Regions from separate parts of the Homo sapiens genome. Here region 2 is linked to region 1. The links are chromatin loops, found by intact Hi-C in ENCODE. Cell type or tissue: dorsolateral prefrontal cortex. All regions are shown on one strand. Links, peaks and the distances in the headings refer to the core of each region. The heading gives the core; the rest is flanking DNA.

The links. Hi-C counts contacts between places; a loop is a spot of excess contacts. Peaks named below come from ENCODE experiments on the same cell type or tissue, not always from the same donor. Only the 100,000 strongest peaks of a DNase experiment are listed, where the experiment ranks them.
Region 2: it touches region 1 in a loop (2.4-fold over the local background); 10 of 110 quality-filtered maps call a loop at or near these places.

Annotation. Positions count from the first base shown.
Region 1 is chr15:74,616,460-74,628,141 of GRCh38, forward strand. It overlaps CLK3 (CDC like kinase 3), which reads left to right. Exons shown (of 13, transcript NM_001130028.2): 2 at 2,738-2,889; 3 at 3,550-3,766; 4 at 5,661-5,757; 5 at 6,035-6,101; 6 at 8,443-8,559; 7 at 9,343-9,509; 8 at 10,893-10,987; 9 at 11,080-11,209; 10 at 11,511-11,593. The coding sequence starts at 2,738. Among named protein-coding and RNA genes, the nearest start is that of CLK3, 6.5 kb to the left of the region's middle. RefSeq lists enhancers at 1-131, 132-742, 5,061-5,110. In dorsolateral prefrontal cortex, for the core only: CTCF peaks have their summits at 4,818 (motif pointing right) and 5,028; DNase peaks (open chromatin) are centred at 4,852 and 5,642; H3K4me3 peaks cover 815 bases; H3K27ac peaks cover 1,473 bases.
Region 2 is chr15:74,827,315-74,838,996 of GRCh38, forward strand. It overlaps CPLX3 (complexin 3), which reads left to right. Exons shown (of 3, transcript NM_001030005.3): 2 at 720-807; 3 at 2,816-4,488. The coding sequence ends at 3,040. ULK3 (unc-51 like kinase 3) reads right to left here. Exons shown (of 16, transcript NM_001099436.4): 10 at 11,329-11,431; 11 at 11,126-11,190; 12 at 10,952-11,030; 13 at 10,838-10,878; 14 at 10,437-10,484; 15 at 10,055-10,121; 16 at 8,804-9,930. The coding sequence ends at 9,914. LOC105370897 (a long non-coding RNA gene) reads left to right here and starts at 818. Exons shown (of 2, transcript XR_932478.1): 1 at 818-1,574; 2 at 1,804-2,387. RefSeq lists an enhancer at 8,483-8,552 and a silencer at 9,152-9,728. In dorsolateral prefrontal cortex, for the core only: CTCF peaks have their summits at 3,750 and 8,113 (motif pointing left); DNase peaks (open chromatin) are centred at 3,767, 6,594 and 8,157; H3K27ac peaks cover 1,408 bases.

The DNA of each region.
Region 1 (11,682 bases), core at 1,753-9,752:
CCAGCCCGGAGGATGGGCTAGGCCAAGCTGACAGTTCAAATCCCCTGGCTGCTCCTCCGTCCCGCCCGGGAGTCTCTAGCTTTAGTTCCGGGTGTGGGTGCCCTGATGTGGAGCTGGGGTGGAAATTGCCTGAACCAGGCCCCCATCAGAGGCGGAGTTGGCGGCCTTCCAGCTTCCCTTCTTGATGCCCTTGAAAAGGAGGAGCGTTTCACCGTTGGTGGTGGAGGCTTGCGAGGTGGCAGGTTTGAGGTTGCAGTGGTAGGGCAGTCCAGCCAAAAATAACCATGGGTGCTGGGGTGGCTGGAATCCGGGAGGGCAGCCGCTGACCTGGCTGGCTGCACTTCTAGTCAGCCCAGTTCTCTGGCCAGGAACAGCAAATGAGAAGCCGACAAGGCCTGTGCTCAAAGTTGACATCCTTGGCTTGGTTTTCTTCATATCACCTTTTTCCTCATTGTGCAGAGCAGAGCTTCCCAAAGCATAATTGTGGCCTTTAGCTGCTTTTTAAACAAGCTGTTTGCTGAGGTTTTCGAGAATCAGAGATAATTGAGAAATGGGCCCTAGAGCCCTGGCTGGGAGGATGATATCTGCTATTTCCAATATTTTACTTGCCTAGAATGTGTTAAAGGAAGGATACTCTTCTCTGTTATTGCTTTGTGTGTGGTACCTTATAACTCTCATGCTTGTCATCTCTTTTGCCAGGCTGAGAGATGTTATCTCCATTTTCCAGGCATGCTAACCAAGGCCTAGAGTGACTTGTCTAAGGTCATGAGGCTGGTATGTGACAGCACTAGGATTTAGTTTAGTTTTCTGCCAGAGCTCTTGCCTCCCAGTTTCCTTGGAAGGGACTTATAAAATGTCTGTAAGGCATTTAACACAGCCCTGAAGTGTTACCTGGAACTTTCAGATGTTCATGAAAAGCTGCCACTAGTACCTCTGTGGGCACAAAGCTGTGCTAGGCATTTCACTTATAGGAGAGAGATATTTAATCCTCACAGAACCTTGTAAGAGATTACTATTCCCTTGTTGCAAGATGAAGCTGACGGTCAGAGTAGTGTAATAATTTGTTCAAAGGCACACAGCTAGAAGTGGCAAGCCATGATTCAGATTGACATCTATATGACTCTGAAATTTTGTTTTCCATTGATGTGAATATGTATGGACATAAGAATCTTCTAGGTCCCAGGAGGTAGTCTTTGGCGTGGTGTGACTGTGACTGTGTCCTCCAGCTCTGGTGTTTGTCTGCCCAGTGAGGATGGGCAGGACCATACTTGCCTTGTGGCACGACATGTGCCCTGGCCAATAGAGCATCTTCTGGGTCAATTAGTGGGGTGTGAGTTCCTGCTTTCATTCCATAGCTTGGGCACCTGACCCAGAGTAATTGCAGGAAAACAGTGAAATATTAGTCAGCTGATTACCAAAACAACAAATCTAAGCTTTTGGGGAGGTGATTTCACAAAATATTTATCTCCAAAGACTTCCCAGGTACACGGGGGAAGACAAGTTAGTGGGGAGATGGAGGGCTTTCTTAGGGACACGGAGAGGCTCCCAGGGGTTTGGTCACATAGGCCTCACTGTCCTGCTCAAGCATGGGGAGCTGTTCTATGCTGCTTTTCTCCTGACAGACCCTGCTGGTGAGATGGGGCAGCCTCAGTGGGTTTGTACAAAATGTGCTTGGCCAGGCAAGCTCAGGACTGACCATGACTGGAGGTTGGCTGTGGCCAAGTGTGAGTGTTGGGAAGAAGGCTGGCTCCATGGAGGCAGTCAGGGATTGACGTATGGGTGGAGCAGGTTGCTGGCCTCACATGGCCAGCTTTCTCCGCTGGTGGCAGATCCAGCCTGGCAATTTCATTTGGTGGATATAAGTCCTCACTGAACAGGGATAGTGAGGTGGGGCTCTTTTACCTGCCAGATGGCTAACCCTCTGGCTATCCTGGGATAGGCGGAGGGTAGGATACTAGAGCCAGAGAGCTAGAAGAAGGGACAGTAACGGTACTGTTGGATAAAGGCAAGGCACCTGGCAGGGCACTGTGGGGGTCTAAAAGGGTGCTAAATGGGCCTCTGGAAAGAAAGTTAGATGCGCTGGGTCCACGTCCCCTTGGGTTGACCCTCAGGAGGGCTATGGAATGTTTGTGAGGCCTGTGTGCCTCTTTCTCCAAGGGCTGCTCTTCTAGTCTCTTGTGGCTCCTCATGCTCACTTGTGGTCCTTACTCCCTTGAGTGGGGTCCAGTTCAGGGCCCTAGCCAGACAGCGTTCAGCTTCTCAAACTTGAGGGCTTTGAGCCCTCGCCTCCTGTGTACAGCCCTTTGCCTGGCCTTTGGCTTTACAGAGCATTCACTTCACGGGACCGCCCCCCCGGGCGGGAGGGAATAGAGTGCAGGAGGCTCCCCTTTCTCCTGCCTTTGATCTCCCTGTGGTAGTGTTCACCGTCCCCACCCAGGGTTACTGCCTCAGCCCCTGGCCCTGGCTCACCCAGTTCCCTGAGCACCCAGGCCACCAGGCTAGTGATGCTCTGCTGGGAGCTGTTTGTTTGTTCACTGGCAGAGAAAGTTGTTTCCTATTGTCTGCTGTTTGACCAGTGTGACCTCAGAGTTCTTCTTCACTTCATAAACCTCTGGGAGGGGCCGCCTTCAAACAGAACAATGGGCCTCTTCAGGAGCAACCGGGAAGCCCCAGCAGCCCCATGGCTGGAGGTGGCTGGCTGTGTGTTTAGCAGGGCTCTCTGTTCCTCGTGGCCTAGATGCATCACTGTAAGCGATACCGCTCCCCTGAACCAGACCCGTACCTGAGCTACCGATGGAAGAGGAGGAGGTCCTACAGTCGGGAACATGAAGGGAGACTGCGATACCCGTCCCGAAGGGAGCCTCCCCCACGAAGATCTCGGTCCAGAAGGTGAGAGGGAACTAGATAGGAGGGAAAGACTCCTTCTGTCAGCTGGGCTCAGCTGTGGCAGCTCCAGACTCCTTGAGATGACTCCATCCCTGCCCAGCTGTCCCTGGATCCCTGCCCTGTCCTCTTTGGGCTCCTCCACTAACCTCACCTGCATGCCTTGGCCTCAGCAGTAGCTACCATCCTTGCCGCCCACTCTTTCTCTGTCTTGGAGTGCCTTTTCTTCTCCCCACACATTCCCCCATTTTCTAGGCCAGCATCTTTCCGCTTAACCTCCTAAGCCTTCCTTGGTGAGGATTAGGAACATAACCTCACCCCTGGAAAGTTTGCTCCCTGGGCCTATCTTAGCTCCCAGGTCAAACTTAGAGTTGCAGCAGGCCACAGGGAACTCTGGAAGGGTATAGAACCCTTGGAGGCACTCTACCATACTCCCCTTCCCCTGTACCCCTCCTCCTACAGCTGGAGGATGCTGTCGTTGGACAGGGCTCTGGAGGGCGGGCTTAGTACCTTTGCACCCTCCCCTCTCTGCCCACTTCCCACCAGTGTGGATGCTTTTAGCACAGGCTGTCCCCCTTTAGCCCTTTACAGTGGCCTTACCACAGGTCTCTTGCTTGCTAACAGCAAGGACCCAGCTGACCAGCGTCCCCATCCCCCTTTTGGCAGCCATGACCGCCTGCCCTACCAGAGGAGGTACCGGGAGCGCCGTGACAGCGATACATACCGGTGTGAAGAGCGGAGCCCATCCTTTGGAGAGGACTACTATGGACCTTCACGTTCTCGTCATCGTCGGCGATCGCGGGAGAGGGGGCCATACCGGACCCGCAAGCATGCCCACCACTGCCACAAACGCCGCACCAGGTCTTGTAGCAGCGCCTCCTCGGTGAGTGGTAGCCAGAGTGTGCTGGCTGGGGCTTAAAGGCCTCATCTCTTCCTAGCCTTCTCTCAGGCTGGCTGGTCCGGGTGAGTACTGCCAGCCCTGTGCACGTGCACTGGTGTGCGTGCATGTGTGTGTGTATGTGTTGTCTGGTCCAGGTGTAGGGCTGATCACAGGGTCCTGGCCTCTGTGTCTTCTGGCTCTTTCCAGTGGCAACTGTAGGAACTCTGGCTCCGATGCTGGCTGGCCCCTGGCCTGTCTATGTCTACACAGTGCTCCAGACAAAGGCCACGTGGTGCAAGTGGCTGGGGACACTTCTTAGGACACTTCTTAGGGATCCTAGTAGAGTGGCTGGTATGGTGGTCTGCAGCTATATGGCCTGGTCCTTCCCACCCAGAGACTGCCTCCTCGTGTAACTGAGTGCTCTGATGTGGACTGCACCCACCTCTGCGTCTCATCTGCACACCCCTTCCCAAAGGCCCCCAGTCTGGAGTGCCTCACAGGACCGGAGGATTTGCCTGTCAGCCAGCTCAGACTGGGAACTTCCCTTCTGATCTCCAGCCAGGCCCTCTCCAGCCGAGCCTCTTTACGAGGGGCAGTCGCGGTGAGGAGGGGCAGGTGCCTGTGTGATGGGGCATGTGAAGAAATGGCAGAAAGGCTGCCGCCCCAGGCCTCGTCCAGTTGCAGGCCACATGCCCAGAGCAGGGCCTGGCCAGTATTCCTAGCATGGAGGGTTGTAAGGTCTCTGGAGCCCACATTGCGCTCAGTCCCCTGGGGAAGCAAAGCCAGTTGTGTATTTCCGAGGTTACGTGCGGTCTTCTCTTCTCCCCCATCCCTCTTCCCTGCCTCCCTCCTGCCGGCCTTGAGGCCCCTGAGGAGCAGTGGAGAGGCCAGGTGTCTTCTCTGCCCAGCGCTTTCTGTGACTTCTTTGAGTGGCTACAGGTTGAGGGTTGACTGTGCGGGCGATTGCAGCGTGGCCCTTTCACCTCTTTGCACACTGCCACATGCTGCCACAGGATGGCAGTGCAGGTCTGGCTCTGTTTCTCTGTTTGGTGCCCTCTATCGATCGTCGTGAGGCTTGGGATGGGCCTAGATTGTGAGCAGCATGGGTGCCAAGGCCAGGGCAGGAGCTGGCATGGGGCCTGTGTGGGCCATTGTGGTAGGAAGCCTGGCAGTCGACTGGCCCAGAGGATCCCAGGCTGCTTTCCTTCTTGAGGCTGGTGGCAGGAGGGCTGCTGACGGAAGGCTGTTTCTGGTAGTGATGGTGAAATCTGGCCAAGGATGCCGTCTGGAGGCAGGTAGCAGCTTGGCTGTGAGTGGCAGCTGTCAGGCATGTGCAAGTCTGCGTGGGCGAACAGAGGCAGGCAAGGACAGGCTGGGCATTCTGCAGCTGAAGCCGGAGCAGCCGCTGACCAGTCTGGATGGTTGGACCCAGGCGGGGCCAGCTGCCTTCTTGCGCCGCCGTTCTCACTGCATCTTCCGCTCTGGCCCAAAGCCACATGGGAGGGTCTGGGAGGGAGAGACTCGGAGGAGGAGGAGGAGGGAGTCGGGGCGATGGCTCTCCTCACAGCGTGGCCCTCAGCAGCAGAGGCAGGTCATCTTCCTGAGCGTTTGTGGCGCTCCTCTTAAAGATAATGTCCGAGTTTTCTTTACATACCTGTAGCTGTTTTTACTTTTCTGTTTTTGAAGTCAGTTTGTGTCTTGACGTGTCCCTTGCAATATCCCTATCGTTATATATGCTGTGTGCCTTATGAAATGCTGGGATCTGGAAAATCCAACCAACCAACCCACCGGCTCCTCACCGTCTCCACCTCTGCCTTTGACTGACACCTCAATCTGTCAATCGGAACCGCCTACCATGCGATTGGTCGGATGGCGTTTCGGGGGGCGGTGCATGCAGAGAAGCCAACAGAGCAGTAAGCGCAGCAGCCGGAGTGTGGAAGATGACAAGGAGGGTCACCTGGTGTGCCGGATCGGCGATTGGCTCCAAGAGCGATGTACAGCCACCTTTCGTAAAACTTTACCTCTCTACTTTCTACCCCCCTTGTTAGACGAGACCTCTCCTGCCTGGAGGGGCCTCTAGTGCGCGTGGTGCCTTAGCGGGGCCACCAGTAATTGCCTGAATGACACAGACACTAGCAACTTCCATTTTTAAGAGTGTAGCAGTGAGAGAGAAACCTTTTTTGTTTTTGAGAATTTGAATGCTGTGAACTTGCAGGAGCTGCCAACCCCCTGCCCTCCAGATTCTCATGCCCAATTTCTTTTCTCTCCTAGATGAGATTGTGGGGAACCTGGGTGAAGGCACCTTTGGCAAGGTGGTGGAGTGCTTGGACCATGCCAGGTGAGCGAGCTGCGGCAGTACAGCTGGCTCCGGATGTGATCTTCCTGGGAAGAGCTGGCCTGAGGTTCTTGAGGGTGGCAGCTATCAGAGCTTAACTTTTTTCTTTTTGAAGGGTGGCATCAAAGTAGGGTTCCGACCTGTCCATGTTGGGGTTTTGCTGACCCCCTGTAATAAGGGAGAAATTCTTGGGTCCTGCAGTTATGTGGCATCCCTACCCAAGAATTGTTGGTCAGTGAAAGGTTCTGCTCCAATCTCTTCACTTCTCCAGGGCTGTGGTGGTGGATATCAGAACAGGGCCAAGGCCCCGGCTCCCCTGTGGCTTGGAGCTGCTTCCTGTGATAACTTTTAGGTTCTTGGCTTAGCAAGGGGCTAGGAGTACCAATAAGCCCAGCCCAAGCATAAGTCCCATTCCCTGAGGGTCTGCCTGAGAGGCTGTGCAGATCTCAGTCGAGAGAAACATGACCCTGGGCTTTCTCACCAAGCAGGCTGCTGCCTTCTTCAGTGTGACTAGGGTAGTGTGTGGTCTCCGCTGAGTGTGCCTGGGAGAGTGGGGTATACCTGTGTGTGTCATGCTGCACCTCACTCTCTCCCAAGCCCAACAGTACAATAGTTTTTTCCCCTTACCATTCCACAAGACTAGAACATTTGCTTCCTCTCCTATAGGTCTGGGTTGGGGAGGCCACCTCCAGGGAGCCAGTTGCCACCCTGCCATAGGCTCTCTAGTTGGTTTGGCACTTCAGCTACAAAGTGCTTGTGTCCTCATTGGAGCCACATGCCACCCATATGTGGCCCTCTCGCTATTTCAGAGATGAATAAACATGCTCAGGGTTTGCCTGCATCATACTCCAGTTAACAGCAGAGCTGGCCACCACTGCGCTGTAGTGCTCCTACATTAAATGGGGTGTTCAGGTCATTCAGACCCAGGCGTCCAGCCTTTCCTGTGGCCACGAGATAGACTGAGAGGAAGTGTCCATTTGCTCCAAGTTCCTATGTAAATGCCTGTACGACTCAGCGTGGCCCAAGAGGTTAGGGTTGGGACCAGTGGGTGGAGGGACATGCACAACCACACCGTGGCCAGGTGGAGACATGGCAGACTCAACAGCCGGGATGCATGTAGGCATTCTGGGCTGCTCCTCTCTCAGGAGCTGGAGGGAAAATGAGCCTCTGGAGTCACTAGGGGGCAGGTGGAGGGTCCAGGGAAACTTTACGGGACTCAAAGGGAGCCAGGGCCAGTGGGGGTTGTCATGCAGAGGCAGAATTCAGCTCAGCGAAAGGCAGGGTCTTATTCTAAGAGCAGTGCAACTCTGACAGGGGCTGCCTTGGAAGTGATGAGCTCCCTGTGCTGAGGACTGGAATGCCACGGAGGGACCCTGTTTTAGGAGGAGGCCGGAGTGCATGGCCTTTCCCCTGAGGTCCCTTCCTGCCCTGAGAATCTGGGAAAATAGGTAGGGAGAAAAAAGCAGGGGATTCTCTAGAAGGTCCCTTTATCCTGGGCCTGTGAGCCTTAGGCACCACAGTCAGCCTCCCTGAGGCCTCAGAGGACACGCCCTTCCAGGCTAGGACTGTCTCGTTCCCCACTGGGCATCTGAATTCTAGCTGTCCTTTCCTGACAGGGCCTGGCAGTTGAGCCTCAGCAGGTTTCCTTCTCTGCTGGCTCCCTGCAGATGGCCTCCTGGGGTGAGGTTGGGGGTGGGAGGCACAGAGCAGGGACTGTTAAAACCTTCTTTGGACACTTAAGAAGGGTTCCTGGCATTTTGTGGTCACTGATAAACACTGTGGCAGGTAGGTGCGGCTGGAGAGGGGTGTGGTAAAGGGAGTGGCCCTGGGCCTCACAGTGAGAGGTACCCTTGCTGGTACCCCTACCTCTTGCCAGATCTTTACTCGATCCTGGAACCCCCATCCCTGTTTGCTCAGACTTGCAGACAAGCTCAGGAAGGTCAAGAGGCGCCGCAGGAGGGTTCTCGGTGGGACAGCCTGGCCAGGGTTGGGGCTGCCTGGCCTATAGGTTAGGTCACTGTGTGAGCTCTTGGACTGGCACTGGTTAAGCAGGATTGGCCTCTACTCTCCCACACTCCTTTGGGAGCTGGCAGTGGCTGAGAACATAAAAGCCTAAGGATGGCAAGGATGCTAAGAGCATTAACTCACAGATCTCAGGGAGCTTGCTGTTGGGTGGGCAAAGGTCTGGTGTTGCATGGGGCAGGCTGGGCATCCAGTATCTGCTCTCTTCAGTGCCGGCTGCTCCTGGAGTGGTGTTTGTTGGGAGTTGCTGGGTTGGGGTGGAGGGTTGGGGAAGGACTGGGCAGCTGCTGATGAGAACCTCTGTTTCCTTCCCGGGTACCAGAGGGAAGTCTCAGGTTGCCCTGAAGATCATCCGCAACGTGGGCAAGTACCGGGAGGCTGCCCGGCTAGAAATCAACGTGCTCAAAAAAATCAAGGAGAAGGACAAAGAAAACAAGTTGTGAGTATCTGCAAGGAGTGGGAGGGAAGCCTTCAGTGGGGCTGCTGGACCCCCAGGGGCTTAGTAGTGTGCCTTCACCCATCCGCACTGTGCCTTCTCCCCACACTCAGAACCAGGGGAGTGTGGCAAAGGTCTTGCTGGAAGCCTTTAGACTGCAGTCCAGTCTTCACCCCAGCTGTCTCTGTGTCCTGAGGAAGGCCTCCCAGCCCTGCGTTTTGTGAATTGGGGAGCTCACTGGGTTATGCTGGGCATAAAACAAGATAAAAACATGAAGTTGGGGCTCTCACATAGTAGGAGATACCCAAAGGAGGGCCTTTCTGTGGCAGACACACTGAGCACTCTCCTCCACGCACTGTGCTGAGCCTGGGCAGATGGGTGAATCCAGCACAGACCCTCACGAAGCTCAGCAGAGTGAGCAAGTGGAGAAAAGCAGCACCAGTCCTGCGGAGTGCACTAGCACTTTCCATCTCTCCCTCAGCAACTCTGAGGCAGGGCTGCTTCCATATCATAAGTAGGGAAGCTCGGAGGGCTTGGACCAGAACCGTGGACATCTCCCCTACCCCCCGCAGGAAGCTTAGTCCTTGCCCAGAGCTCATCTGGGTATTGGGTGATGGCTGGTGGGGAGAGGTGCTCTTGCTCTGATTTCTCTTGCACTGTGTGTATCTGCATTCTGGTGTGTGACCCGGTGGCCTAGGAGAGAGTTGGGAACTGTCTTCATCTGAGAGAGGGGGTGAGGCAGGCCCCCAGCACACAGCCTGAGCCCTGCCCATCCTCCTCCTCCAGCCTGTGTGTCTTGATGTCTGACTGGTTCAACTTCCACGGTCACATGTGCATCGCCTTTGAGCTCCTGGGCAAGAACACCTTTGAGTTCCTGAAGGAGAATAACTTCCAGCCTTACCCCCTACCACATGTCCGGCACATGGCCTACCAGCTCTGCCACGCCCTTAGATGTAAGTGTCCACCCTCAAAAGAAGCATGGGCAGCCACATGCCTGCAGCCAAGTCATCTGGTTACTTGTTGTCCCCATTCATTCCAGCACGTTACTAACCATTCTCCTGGGCCTGAGGGACACCAGATCCCCTTTGGCGGAAAGGCCTGTCTTTGGGTGGGAATCTCAGTGTGAGGATGGAAAGGCTAGGGCTCCCTCCAGGGACCTCCTGGACCAGCCTCTCTACCCCCAGGCACTCAGGAAGAAAACAGAAACGAACTGCTCTGGAATTGGCCTAACCACCAACCCTGCCTCCCTGCTTCATGCATGGGATAAAAAGGTAGAAGCCTGACCTGACAGATAGCACCACAGGTCCTGCCCACATGGAGACCCTCGGTCTAACCCTGACTTGTCATCTCCCTGCCAGCCTGGAAAAGCATTATTTGGCAGTGCCAGGGCTCAGCGCAGTAGGATTTGCAATGGTTGCAGCAGTACAGAAAGGCTCCTTGGTGAAGTTGGTAGGCGTTGAGCTAGAATCGCTCAAGGTCACCCCGCATCGCTCCCCTACCCTGAGCACTGCTACTGTGATAGGCTGCAGGCCACTGGGGTGGGAAGCCCCACATGGATGAGAAGACAGGTGTCTTCCTCCTCCCACAGGATCTGCAAGATGGGACAGGGACAAGGATTCCAAGCAAGGGGAACAGCTTGGTGAGGCCTGGAGCCTGTTAACGGGCTGAGAATTGGCTCCAGTGGAGTAGACTGCCACTGGGGAGTGGTGGGCCACATAGTTGTGAGGGTCTTGAGTGCCAGATGGGATCCTTGAGCTGAAAAGTGACTACTAGCAAGAAGCCACTGTCAGAAGGGGCTGGAGGGGAAAGGCTTGCCTGCTTATGACTAGCAATGAGAGGCGGGGCTGTCTTCCTGGGTATGCGACCTGTGCACTCAGTCGCACAGGACCCTGTGCTTGATTTAATGTCCTTTTGCCACCACCTTAATATTCTTAGTAACTTGAACAGGGGACCTGCATTTTCATTTTGCAAAGGGCCCTGCAAATTATGTAGCTGGTGCAGGGAAGAGGGAACCACCTCGAGGCTGTTGCTGTAGCTCTGCTGAGAGACAGGTGAGGAGGCCTGGTCTCTGCAGAGGAGAGGTGGAGGGAGGTTTTTCGAATGGCAAATTTCTTTCCTACCCCCCTGCTAAAGTATCAGAACCCTCCAAGGCCTCAAGTACAGAGAACCCTTGAGAGGGAGGCCAGCACAGAGGCAGGCTGTAGTCCAGCTCCCTGCTGAGGTGGGGGTGTGAGGACCTCTGGCAGTTGCTGGCATTGGAAGAGGGGTCTGGCCTAGAGCTGGCAGGAGAGCCAGCTTCTCAGTGCCTACTTCCCCTTCTTTCCCTGCTACCTTAGTTCTGCATGAGAATCAGCTGACCCATACAGACTTGAAACCAGAGAACATCCTGTTTGTGAATTCTGAGTTTGAAACCCTCTACAATGAGCACAAGGTATTGGTGGGGGTAAGGGTGAGGCCCTGTTTCAGGGGTGGGTTACCCGCTGGTGCAGACTCCTGACCTGGCAGGCCTGCCTTGCCTTTCAGAGCTGTGAGGAGAAGTCAGTGAAGAACACCAGCATCCGAGTGGCTGACTTTGGCAGTGCCACATTTGACCATGAGCACCACACCACCATTGTGGCCACCCGTCACTATCGCCCGCCTGAGGTGATCCTTGGTGAGTGACTGTATGGCCTGTGACCTTGTCATACTGGACTGTTGTTGGGAGGGTATGAGCAGAGGCAGTGGCATGCCTGTCATTCTCTGCCACCCAGGGCAGGCAGAGTTTCTCAGACCAAGGGGCCAGTGTCATGAGACACAGGTGACTGACCTGGCTTTATCTGTCAGCCTTACTGAGAGAGGGCCTCGTACTGGGATTTGGGCAAGAGTCCTGCCAGCCGGTGTGGTGGCTGCCTTGTGACTTCCAGGCTGGAAGCATAAGGCCGGATCTCACAGCCTCTCCCCATCTTGGCTTGCAGAGCTGGGCTGGGCACAGCCCTGTGACGTCTGGAGCATTGGCTGCATTCTCTTTGAGTACTACCGGGGCTTCACACTCTTCCAGGTACAGCCACCCTGCATTGGTCCCCTACCCTGAGTACTGCTACTGTGATAGGCTGCAGGCCACTGGGGTGGGAAGCCCCACATGGATGA
Region 2 (11,682 bases), core at 3,535-11,534, 210 kb after region 1:
CGCAGTGCTGGGACAGAGTTTGGGGCTGGACTCTGCTGCTAGGCTACTTGGGTTCAGAGCCTGGCTTTGCCTATTAGCTGGATAACTTTAGGCAAGTTACTTAACCTTTCTGTGCCTCTGTTTCCTTTTCTGGAAAGTGGGGATGGTAATCATAATACATGCCTTGTATATTTATGAAGATTAAATGCCAATGCATGTAAACTGTTTAGCACAGCACCTGGCACATGATAAAGTCTCATAAATGATAGCTATTATTTCGCTCAATCCTGATAACAGTTTTGTGAGTTGCAAAATTTTATCCCCATTTTACAGAAGAGGAAGGTAAGTGACTTACCTAAGGATATACCTAAAATGGTAGTGGAGCTGGGATGTGAACCCAAGTTTGGCCTGAATACTTTTCCCCACATGACATAGCTTGTCAGTGAGGGAACAGCAGACCAAGTTGGAGGCCATGAGGGACAAATAATTAGGATCTGCAGAGAGAGCCAGACAGACTGCCACCCTGGTTCCCTAGTTCCATCCAGTGGCAGAGACGACAAAGGGCACTGTGATGGGCAGAGGCAGCAGAAACCTGGATGTCCGGGTTGGAGCGCTTTTGCTACACACAGGGACCAATGCAGCAGCTGCTAGGACTCAGAGACCCCTTCTGTCCCTCCCTCGAAGACCTCAACCCCCTTCTCTCAGCCCTCGTGGTGACTCTGCCTCCGGTGACCCTGCAGGATGGAGCGGGATGCACAGTTCACACAGAGGAAGGCAGAGCGGGCCACACTGCGGAGCCACTTCCGAGACAAATACCGGCTACCCAAGGTAAGCTGGCCCCGGCTGTGAGGCACATCTGGGACCCTGAGCTCTGGGTTCTGGACTCCTTCGCCCCATTCTGGGCACCACAGCCCTCAGCTATGAGACTCACAGGGTATTTGGTTAGATCCTTCCTTCTCATTCATTTGTTCTTTTATTCATTCACTCACTCGTAGTTAAATCTGTGCCCACCAAGGGCCAGGGCTTTGTGCTGAGGGGACCCCAGTCCTCATGAGACTGACAGGTCTGTATTTCTGGAGCCAATCTAGGCCTCTTCTCTCCTCCACCCCCCATATCCCCACCAAGCCTGGGCCAGGCCTGGGCAGAGGAAGACACAGGGGAGGCAGAAATCAGTAGATTTGACTGCAGAGGTGAGTGTTCTGGGGGTTTCTGAACCTACTGAAGGGCAGAACTTACTTAAGGTGGGGGAGAGAAGCCCTGTGTGTGCCAAGTACTTGACCTTCATGTCCTCATCTAACCCCCAATAATGCTGCCAGGCAGCTATCACCCACAGCGACAAAAGATGAAACTGAGGCTAAGAGAAATGGAGGGACTTGGCTAAGATCATACAGCCAGTGAGCCATGGAGCTGGGACCAGCCCTCAAGCCGGTGAATATGAGCCTGCCTTTGCTCCAGGGCCCCAGGCTGCTTTCCAGAGTATGGAGTCTGCCCGTAGAGAGCCAAGTACCCCCTTGGCCGGCCAAGCAGCCAGAGAGTATATCTCAGGAGATCCCTGCCCCCACGCTCCCCTGGGCAGTGCACCACCAGATGGGCGTGTAAGTGTGCTGCTCCTGTTGTCTAAGGAGGGGAATGAAGCACAAATCTCTCCCAGAATATCACCCTAGTGCATCCAGAACTGTGCTGGACTCAGGGGAAAACAGCACAGGGCTATAGCGCTCCTGATTTTGATCTTCCACTTGAATTGAATGACCAAATATATGAACATCACATTCACTCATTCAACAAATATTTACTGAGTCCCCAGCTGCTTCTGACTCCCCACAGGGCACCAATCTTTTGGAAATCTGTCACGGGGAAAAACCGGTCCAGAAAGCCTGCCTCACTGCAAACTCTTCTAGGAATAAAATCATTCCTCAGATGCTTGCGCTAGGCATATAAGAGACACCTGCCATCAGCAAAGTCAGAGTTGAGCAGAAGAGCCAAGACTTGGATGCAACTGAGTAGGACATAAGGCGCCCCCCAGAAGAATAGTGAAGGGCAATGGTCATCGTAGGTGCCATGCAAAAAAACACAGATGTTGGAATCAGTGACATAGGTTTGAATCTAGCTCCCCAACATCCTGCCTGTGTGATCTTGGATAATTTAAGTTACTTAAGTTACTTAAGTTAGTTAAGTAACTTAAATTTAAAGTAAGTTACTTAAATCCTGTAAGCCTCAATTTCCTTATTTGTGAAGTGGAAATAACAATACCTACCTACCTCACAGGGTTATTGTGAGAATTAAAAGCACCCAGCTCAACGTCTGCCATGTAATAGATATAATAGATGTTTGATAAATGGTACCCATCACTATTTTTGGTTACACCCTTAAGCATAACAAGAGTCAAAACATGACTTAGCTGACTGTAACAGTGTGACTCATAGGTATTTTCATTTTGTCTTTACTCACTGTGCTGGTCCTTCAGCATCTCAGAGTGAAATAAGGTAATATAAAAAGGTCTCCATGTCCAGGCATCAAACGCTTGATCCTGGGATGTGGGGGTGGGAGCTGAGCTCACTGGAACATGGGGCTCAAGAATCTAAGGGGCCGGGCACAGTGGCTCATTCCTGTATTCCCCCGGCACTTTGGGAGGCCAAGGTGGGCATATCACTTGAGCCCAGGAGTTTGAGACCAGCGTGGGCAACATAGGGAGACCTCGTCTCTACAAAAAAAAAAAAAAAGAAAAAATAGAATCTAGGGGCCTGGAACCCAGTCCAAGCCTCCTCCCTGTCCTCTCAACTCTGGGTCCTCACAGACTTCCACTCCACCCCACCCCCTCTTCCCCTCTTCCCTTCAGAACGAGACAGATGAGAGCCAGATCCAGATGGCAGGTGGAGACGTGGAGCTGCCCCGGGAGCTGGCCAAGATGATCGAGGAGGACACAGAGGAGGAGGAGGAGAAGGCCTCAGTCCTTGGGCAGCTGGCCAGCCTTCCTGGCTTGAACCTGGGCTCACTCAAGGACAAGGCCCAGGCCACACTGGGGGATCTCAAGCAATCAGCTGAGAAGTGTCACGTCATGTGACCACTTCCCCGGGGTTACCCACTGGGCTGGGCCCCCATGAGGGCTAAGAGTGTGTCAACTTCCAGGGACCCATACTCCATTTGGGGCTTTGTTTCCCTTGCCCCATCCTAGTTCCAAGACCTTTCCCATCCATGCCCCAAGCCTATCTTCTGGTTTCTTCCTCTCCGCTGGGAGTAAAGTCCCCATCTTCACTCTACCCTTCAGGACCCTCCCCACCAGCTCAGCCTGTGGAGGCCTCCCAAGATTGTAGGAATAGGCCCATCCCTCTCTGGCCATGGCCCCAAGTTCCTGCACACAGGAGCACCCACAGAGAGACACACACAGGACACAAAACCCCTGGCACGTTCAGAGACAGAAGCCACAGATACATCCCGGCACAGACAGACACACACGAGGCCAGCTCCCTTGCGTGTCCAGCCCCTCCAGACACCACCACTCAGAAACTCTGAGAGAGAGCATGGGCAGACACCCTCAGCAGACAGGAGGCCTGAGTTCCAGTCTCCACCTTTATTGTTCTTGAAAGCCCCTGCTCTCTCTGAGCCTTATTTCATCATCTGTAAAATGGGAATGTCCTGAATGACTTCTAAGGCTCTTTCTGGCTTGAACTGTCAGAGCCAAGCCCACATCCCTCCTTGGGCAGGGCAGCAGCTGCTGCCACAGCCTCCAGCGGCTGCCACTGTGGGCTCTGGGAGCCGGAGCGATGCTGTGTGAGAGGCAGAGTGCCAAGGATGAAGCTGGCACTGAACAGTAAGCGGCTCCAGGCCTCCTCTGGGCCCAGGGCCCAGCCAATTTCTGTTCTGTTCCTGTAGAACGCTCTCTGGATTCCATAGCTGGAATCTCCTCTCTTAGCTCAGTGAAAAATAAAAATCCCAAATGGTGTGCCTACCTTCCCACTTCTTACTGGCTTCCAGGAGTCTTGGAGTTCATAGCCCCCCGAGCCTGCCTTAAAGGGGTGTCCTCCACCCCCCACCTACAGCTTCACAGGAGGGGAGAAGGCATCCAGTGCTAGGAGTAGAAGTGTCTCCAGCTCTGTTCTCTTGGGGCCCTGGGTGAAGGTGGGGTCTGGGGCTTATGAAATAGGTCTGGGCTTTGAGGAGGATGGAGCAGCCTCATTATGTGGGGAAGATGGGGCCTCTGGGGCGTCACTGAGACCACAGGTGGGGCCGGGGCTGGACCGCAGCTGTCTTGGGTGCCTGTGCCTACACCCCTCCTCACCCTAGAGACGGAAGATGTGCAAAAAGAAAGAAGGAAGGGCAACTGCATTCCAGCCCCACACTGTGATGACTTTGAGCCTGTCCTTTCCCTCCTTGAGCCTGTCTTGCTTGTCCCCTGTAAAATGAACAGTCCCCCTCTCCCCCAAATAGTAATAATACATGTTTCAAAGGGTGACCATTTATAAAGCATATGACAAACCATATCAATAAATGTAACTCATTCTTTTAAAAAAATGAAGAGCCCAGATCTCATCCCGCTCACCTGTGGCAGGGGCTGAGGGGCAGGGGTCAGGGGAGGTTTAAGAAACCAGCCAGGAAGCTCCCCAAGCAGGTCGCCCCAGGGGCCTGGGCAGGAGGAAGGTGCTATGGGGCCAACCCTAGGTGCCCCACCCCGAGGTCCAGGGCCCGGCCTGTAGGGAAGCCAGCCAAGGTTCACAGGCAGGAGCGGCTGTCTGAGGATTGGGTTTCAAGGGCAAAGTTTCCATGAGGTCTCCTTTGTAAAATAAAAACAAGGCATATACAACCTGTACAGGAGATCATGCGGGGCTGGAAGAGAGGAGACAGGGCAGGGAGAGACACAGGCCCAGCCCTGGAGTCTGCTGCTGAAGCTGTCACTCTTGGTCTCACTCTCCTGAGTGTCCCCAGGGAATGGGCCTGGGCCTCTGAGCTGCTCCTGGGCTGCCCCCAGGCCAGGGCCTCCTCCTGACCTTCTCAGAGCTGGAGGAGACCCAAGCCAGAGCCCCAAGCCGGGTAGGGGGGTCATGGGCTGCCTCCGCAGCATCAGCAGCAAGGCCCACGTCAGCACTCCGCCCTCCGGGGCCTTCTGCCTAATGGGATTCGACAGACCCCTTCCCCCTCAGTGCTTCGCAGGGCCGAGAAGGAGAGGCAGGGGTGGTGGGCAGTGGGGGCTGGGGAACTTGCACTCGCTGAACCCTGTCAAAGCAAGGCTGGTTGGAACCTGGATTAAAGGTCGGGAGAGGGGTGAGCCCCCACATTAGTTTCCCCTTCACCCTGGGAGCGGAACTCCAAGAAGCCCTGACCAGTTTGCACTATCCCTGGAATGGGGTGGAGGAGGCTGTGGGGCTCAGATAGAGATGGACAATGAGGGTAGGCTGAGGGGTCCCTGGCTCTGTTGGGCATGCCTGGCCTCCCTTCTTCCTTCCCCCTCCCCATCAGCCCTGCAATCTGGGTCTCTGTCAGTCTGCACCCCTCTCACCTGTGTGCCCTCATGCCCTGCTGCTCTGCTGGCTCAGTGCCTGTCCTGTATCTGCCCGCAGCTGGGGGCTGACTTGGCCCAACTGGAGCTCTTCTGCACCTGCCCCCCAACTCCCAAGCCCTCGAGCCCTGAATACATCAACTACTACTCTCTTCCCAAGCTGTTCCCACCCTCTCTTATTTAGACAATCCAATGTCTAACTAGGATATTTACATATTTGTCCTGTGACTGGTCCACCCACCTGGTGTGATGTGAGGGCCACAGAGTCATTTGCCACCAAAACTTCCCATTTCACCCTCTGCCTAGAACCCCGTTAGTACCCCGTAGTTAGGACTCTGATGTTTCAGGCCTGCTCCTTCCTTCCCTCCCTCCCTCCTTTTCCCCTTTCCTTTCTCCTTCATACCCTTGCAGGCAGTCTGAGCATACAGGAAATGTTAAAAGGTAGTTAAGAGAGCCCCTCCAACTTCCCCAAACCCCTTCAGCAGGAGGGAAGAGGCAGAGATGGTTGCCTGTCCCACCACCTTTCACCCTCAGGGGCTCTGGTTCCACAATGCAGATTTCAGGGAAACCCTGCCCAAGGAGCCTGCAGTCCCCTGCTCCTACCTTCTACCCACCCGGACAGCTCAGGCCCAGTTGCCAGCAGGAAGAGGGTGCCAAGAGAACAAGTGACTTTCCCAAGGCCAGCTGGTCCCCAGGAAGGAACTGGGGAGGGTGACCAGGGTTTGCAGCATGGAGGATCTCCTCTTCCCTCAACAGCCAGATGGTTCCTCCTCAGACACCGGAGGCCCCAGGCAGGCGCTAAGGACACCTGGGACATGCTTGTTAGCTGAGCCGAGCTGCTGACATTGCCTGTTGACCCAGCTGACACTCAGCCGTGAGGCTGGAGCTTCTGTCCTCTATCCCACAGACCTGAGGTGGGGCTGGGGGTGTAGTTACAGGGTCCACTGCCATGCCTCCAACCCAATGCCTGCCAGGCAGAGCTGTCCCCAGAGGCCATTTGAGGTTTGAGATCAGGGGAGCAGCAGCAGCACTGAGGCAGCCTCAGCCTCATTCAGCAGGAGCTGCGCCTGCATGTGTGCTCATGAGCGTGTGTGTGGGGCCTGCGGGGGTTTGTGAGCCTGCACACGGCTGTCTTGTGTCTGTGGGATCTGCTGTGTGTAGGTGTAGTATGAGTTCCTCTGGGGAAGCTGTCATTGGTGTGCTCCTTCCCTTGGGCCCCAGCCTCGGTGTTGGGCCATTGCCCTTTCAGGGAGGGCTGGGACAGCAACCCGGCCTCTGGGGACAAAAGCCCTTCTAGATGACCTTCCGCAGGAACAAAGGTCCTATGTCCTTTCCCACATCCCAGGTAAAGAGGGTAAAGAAGGGCCAGCTGGACACCTGGGTCCCTCTATCTGCTTCTGAGGCCCATCTGCATCTTCCAGGGCTGGCCCCGTGGGAGAAGGCTTGGGTGCTTCCCCCAGCTTGGCCCAGGGCTGGCTCTGTGCTTGGGTGACTGGGATGGAGGTAGGAGGACAGGGCAGTCCCCTGAACGTTGCTAGGAGGTAGCCATCCTGCTTTGGGCACCTACAGAGTGTTGAAAGTGAGAGGCAAAAACAACTCTGCCTCCTCTGAAGGAAAACATGACCTTTAGAAAGTGGATCTGCGCATTTCCTACAGGCCTCTGCCGTTAGAAGCAAGCCCTGCCCCCCTCGCCCCAGCCTCCGGACTGCGCTGCCTCCCTGCTTGGCAGGCGGCTTGGACACAGGACCAACCTAGAGACCATCTAGATGTTTTATTCAAGAAGGGCCCCTTCCCAGGGGCTCCTCCAGCAGCCTCAGTCCCCAGGCCTTTCGAGTACTGAATCCTCCCTGTGGGGGCCCACTGCTCTCCACACCTACCTGCCTAAGAACTTCAGGCCTCTGTTCTCAGCCAGCCAATATAGTGATCACAAATAAGCAACTGGAGTCGATGGGCCAACCCTTTCTCTATTGCCCTTCAATTCTCTCTAGTCTTCCATCTCGTCTTTCATTTCCACTCTTCCTCCCATCTTCTTTTTTTTTTTTTTTTTAAGACAGAGTCTCGCTGTCACCAGGCTGGAATGCAGTGGCCCGATCTTGGCTCACTGCAACCTCCGCCTCCCAGGTTCAAGTGATTCTCCTGCCTCAGCCTTCCGAGTAGCTGGGACTACACGCGCCCACCACCACGCCCGGCTAATTTTTATATTTTCAGTAGAGATGGGGTCTCACCATGTTGGCCAGGCTGGTCTCCATCTCCTGACCTCGTGATCCACCCGCCTTGGCCTCCCAAAGTGCTGGGATTACAGGTGTGAGCCACCGCACCCAGCCCCTCCCATCTTCTCAATTCATCCACTCAACCAGGTCCATTCATTCCCCTCCTGTTCCCTCACTTTATATATTGAGGCTTTTTTGTCTGGCCCATTTCCAGAGATAATCTGAAGTACCTTTCTCTCCTTAGATCTGAAAGTCACATTTTATTGTATTCTTACTGTATGCCATGCCCATGTGCAACATCTCATTACACATGGGGCCCTTATCCTCAACCTCATTCTATGAAGAAATAGGCTCATCGATGGATCCTAAACTTCAAGGCCAAGTAGCAGAGCCAGAATTCTAGCAGTTCCTCCTGCCCTCTGGGACACTGCTCCACACTGCCCCCCGATGGCCAGGCCAGGGGCTTCAGGGAGAATAGTTCCCAGGGTCTGTTCCCATCCAGGTATGGGAAACCCTGGGATGACTGAGCAACCCGGGGGCATGGGTAAGTCTAAGGAACTGCTCCCCTGCTGGCTGCCAGGGGATGTGCTCCCCTCCTACTCCCAACAAGTGCTGATCAGATTGACACCTGGGGTGTACGTGGGGTTGGGGGAAGGCCAGGGTACAGAGCCTGCTGGAAATGGAGACCCTGGGGGCTGGGTGTGAGCATGATACCTCAAAACATGCCCTTTCCTCCAGTCCAGCTCACTGCTCCCTCAGTGGCCCAGGGTAAGGGAGGGAAGGAAGCCAAGAGATCCTGTCTGGGGTGAGACAGTGTGCGGTGTGGAGGGCAGAGCATGGTGGAAGATTGCACTCCTGGAGCTGAGCCTTCCCAGCTCCCAGGCCTGTGCTCCTCTCCCCACCGGTCGCCTGGGTGTGGGCAGCAATGACCCTGGTCAGCCCTTCTCCTGGATCTCTGGGGGCTGAGGGCAGATGTGGCTATCATTCTCAGCATTCCCCTCCATCTCGCGACCTCTCCGGCCCTACCTCAGCTTCCGCAGCTTTTGCTGCAGTCCTTCTTGCCCCAGCCTGTGGGCAGCGGCCACCTCTCCTGTCGTTCTTAAGGCAAGAAGAGACGCGCAAATAGAGAAAATAATTTAATAGAGAAACAATGAATGATACTCTTTACACTCAGCCTCCTGCAGGGAGGACAGACAGCTCTTGCCCAAGGAAGCATTTAAGGGCAGAAGGGCTACAAATCACCAACACCCGCTGATTATTTAAAAGAAACTCTCAAATACATTCTTTTCCAGGTTAAATTCACTTTGTCCTCATAAGTGCCCATGCTGTGGGCTGTGAAGGTATCAGCCCCATTGAAGAGATGGGGAGACCCAGGCCCAGAAAGGGGAAAGAGCTTGCCCAGGGCTCCACGGCGGCAGGGCAGGCCTAGAAGTGGGTGGCCTAGAGGGCACTGGGTCAGACTGTCTCCAAGCCTCCCTCTCCCTGTCCCAGGCTCAAACTCCAGCACAAGGCCCGCGCTGTGGCTAGTGTGGGGCCCAGAGGGAACGGAGGTGGGAGAGATGAGGACCAAGGAACCCTCCTGAGTGCTCCCTAGGCCAGGGCAGGAACAAGGCTTGGGCTTCTTAAACCCCAAAAGATCCAGCTTTCATGCTTGAGGGATTAACCTAAAGTACCAAGATGGCGGGCAGGTGTGAGTTCCCAGAAAGACTGGTGGGTTCTGTGGGGCTGAGTGCATACTGTGGGGAGGGTGGTCCCTGAGGGGTGTTGGAGTGCCCCATTCCAGTGCAAAGAGGAGCTGAGTTGGAATAAGGGGTCCCGGGAAGGGCAGGCCAGGGGCACAGCTGCCTGCTGGCAGGGCGAGGGCAAGCACAGAAGTACCCTGCGGGGGCCCCTTGCCCTCTTCTCGGAGCCAAAAATGATAGAGGGCTGCATGCCCCAAAACGGACAGGCACAGGACCCAGTAACCACCGAGTAACAAAGGTCTCATGAAAGAAGTGCTGTTCTCCCAGAGTCCTGCCCTCCCCTCCAGTATACAGCACAGCCATCAAACCATCTGTGGGGTGCAGAGTAACCTGAGGGAGGCTGGGGACTCTGGGATATGGGGGTCTCAGCACTGTCCATCCAAGAAGCCTGCTCGCCAGGGCTGCAGTGGGCCACTTCATTCTTGGCGTCAGCCTGGGTTAGTGCCCCTCTGCTCCAGATGGCTCACATCTGTCCAATCATTCTTCTAGGGTCACTGAAGGGTGCAAGCTACGGGGGTGAGGGGGACAATGGGGGAGGGTCAGTCTCAGGTCTTTGGTAAGGGAGGCAGAACCCAGGGCCCCCAGCCCTCACCCCTCCTTGGATGGAGGATCGACCCCAGGGCAGGACTCACAGCTACGAACAGATTCCGACAGTCCCTCTTTGTCCAGGGTGTCAGCTTCCCAGCGAGATTCCCTCATCTGTGGGATGTGAAGGCAGCACAAGGGATGAGAGGCAGACACACGAGCCACAGCGCAGTGCCGAGCAAGTGAGAGAGTGAAGGACGGGGACACGAGCCACAGCGCAGTGCCGAGCAAGTGAGAGAGTGAAGGACGGGGACACGAGCCACAGCGCAGTGCCGAGCAAGAGAGAGAGTGAAGGGCAGATACAGGGACAGGGAGGCCTGCAGAGGAGGCGAGAGAGCAGACATACACCAGCAGGGGGGGACGACAGCCACAAGCAGAGAGCAACAGAACCCACAGACCCTAGCCCCAGCGTGGCCCCCATGTGCCCACCTTGACCTGCTCCTTCAAGTATTCAGCTCGGGCCATGAGGTTCTGAACCTGCCAAGGAAAGATATGCCCTTGGGTGTGGGGGAGAGTGGCGGGGGGTGGGGTTTCAAAGGGAACTCCTCCTCACCCCTGATGCTCTCCAGAACCCTCTGCCCCATCAGAACAACTTGCCTCCTGAGTCCCTTATCTGCTCCTTCCTCCAGGAAGCCTTCCCAGACTTTTTGCTGCTGGGTTCCCAGATCCCCCACTGCCCTGTCTGAGCACCCCAGCCCTATGGTTTGACTTCCAGACTTGGAACACCCTGACAGTGGGACATTCCAGAGGGAACCCAAAGAGGTCCCCACAGGTAAGAGCAGAGAAAGGGGAAGAGGAAGCCCCCCAACCCTCTCAAGCTCAGTGGGCACCTCAGTGTGAAGCAGCTCCCGCCTCCGGCCCGGGGGCTCCGCTGTAAAGAGAGGGTGTGTGGTGAGGACAGGGTGGCCAGAGGCCCTGTGGGGGGCATAAATGGGGGCCCTCACCTGCCAGCAACAGCAGTAGCTCCCCCAGGCTGTGCTGGTACAGGTCCAGGGCATCCTGCTCCCCGCCGGCGGCCTCCTCCTGCAGCCACAAGGACACCAGGCTGCTTAGGGTCATGGCCTGGGTATCTCCCTGCCCTGCCCCGACCCACCTGGACCCCTCCCACTGGCACAAACCTTGGCCATGGCAGCTGAAGCCACTTCCAGGGCAGCTAGGAGGCGTGGCTTGTCCCGGGCCATCTCTGAGATGAGGGGAAAGGCTCAGGGTGAGGGAAGCAACCTGCCTGTTCGCTGCAGGATGCCTCTCCCCACCCGCCTCCCCCTCAGGCTGTGGGGAGGTTTGCTGGGGGCCCTGGGGTCAGCCAGAAACCGGAGTCTACCTCTGAGCAGGTCTCGGGCAGAGGTCCCCTGCCTCAGCAGGGCCTGATTGGAAGAGGAGACGATGGCCTTGAGCTCCTCAGCCCGGGACACGTACTGCCCCACCTGTAGCAGGGAAAGGGCCTGAGGAGGGGCTGTCTCACCAGCTACCCTTGCCAGAACCCACCTCCAAGTTCTCCCTTTGCATTGTTAGTGACTGCCTCAAGCTATAAACATGTCAGGGGGCAAATGTGGCTGGCCTGACCCATTCCCAGCTCTGTGTTGCAGGAGAGGAAGTTCCAATTCTAAGAGAGCCATTCCCCAGAGGCCCCCGAGATCTCCGGGCCTTACCCCCTGCCCCCCCACTTCCTCATGGG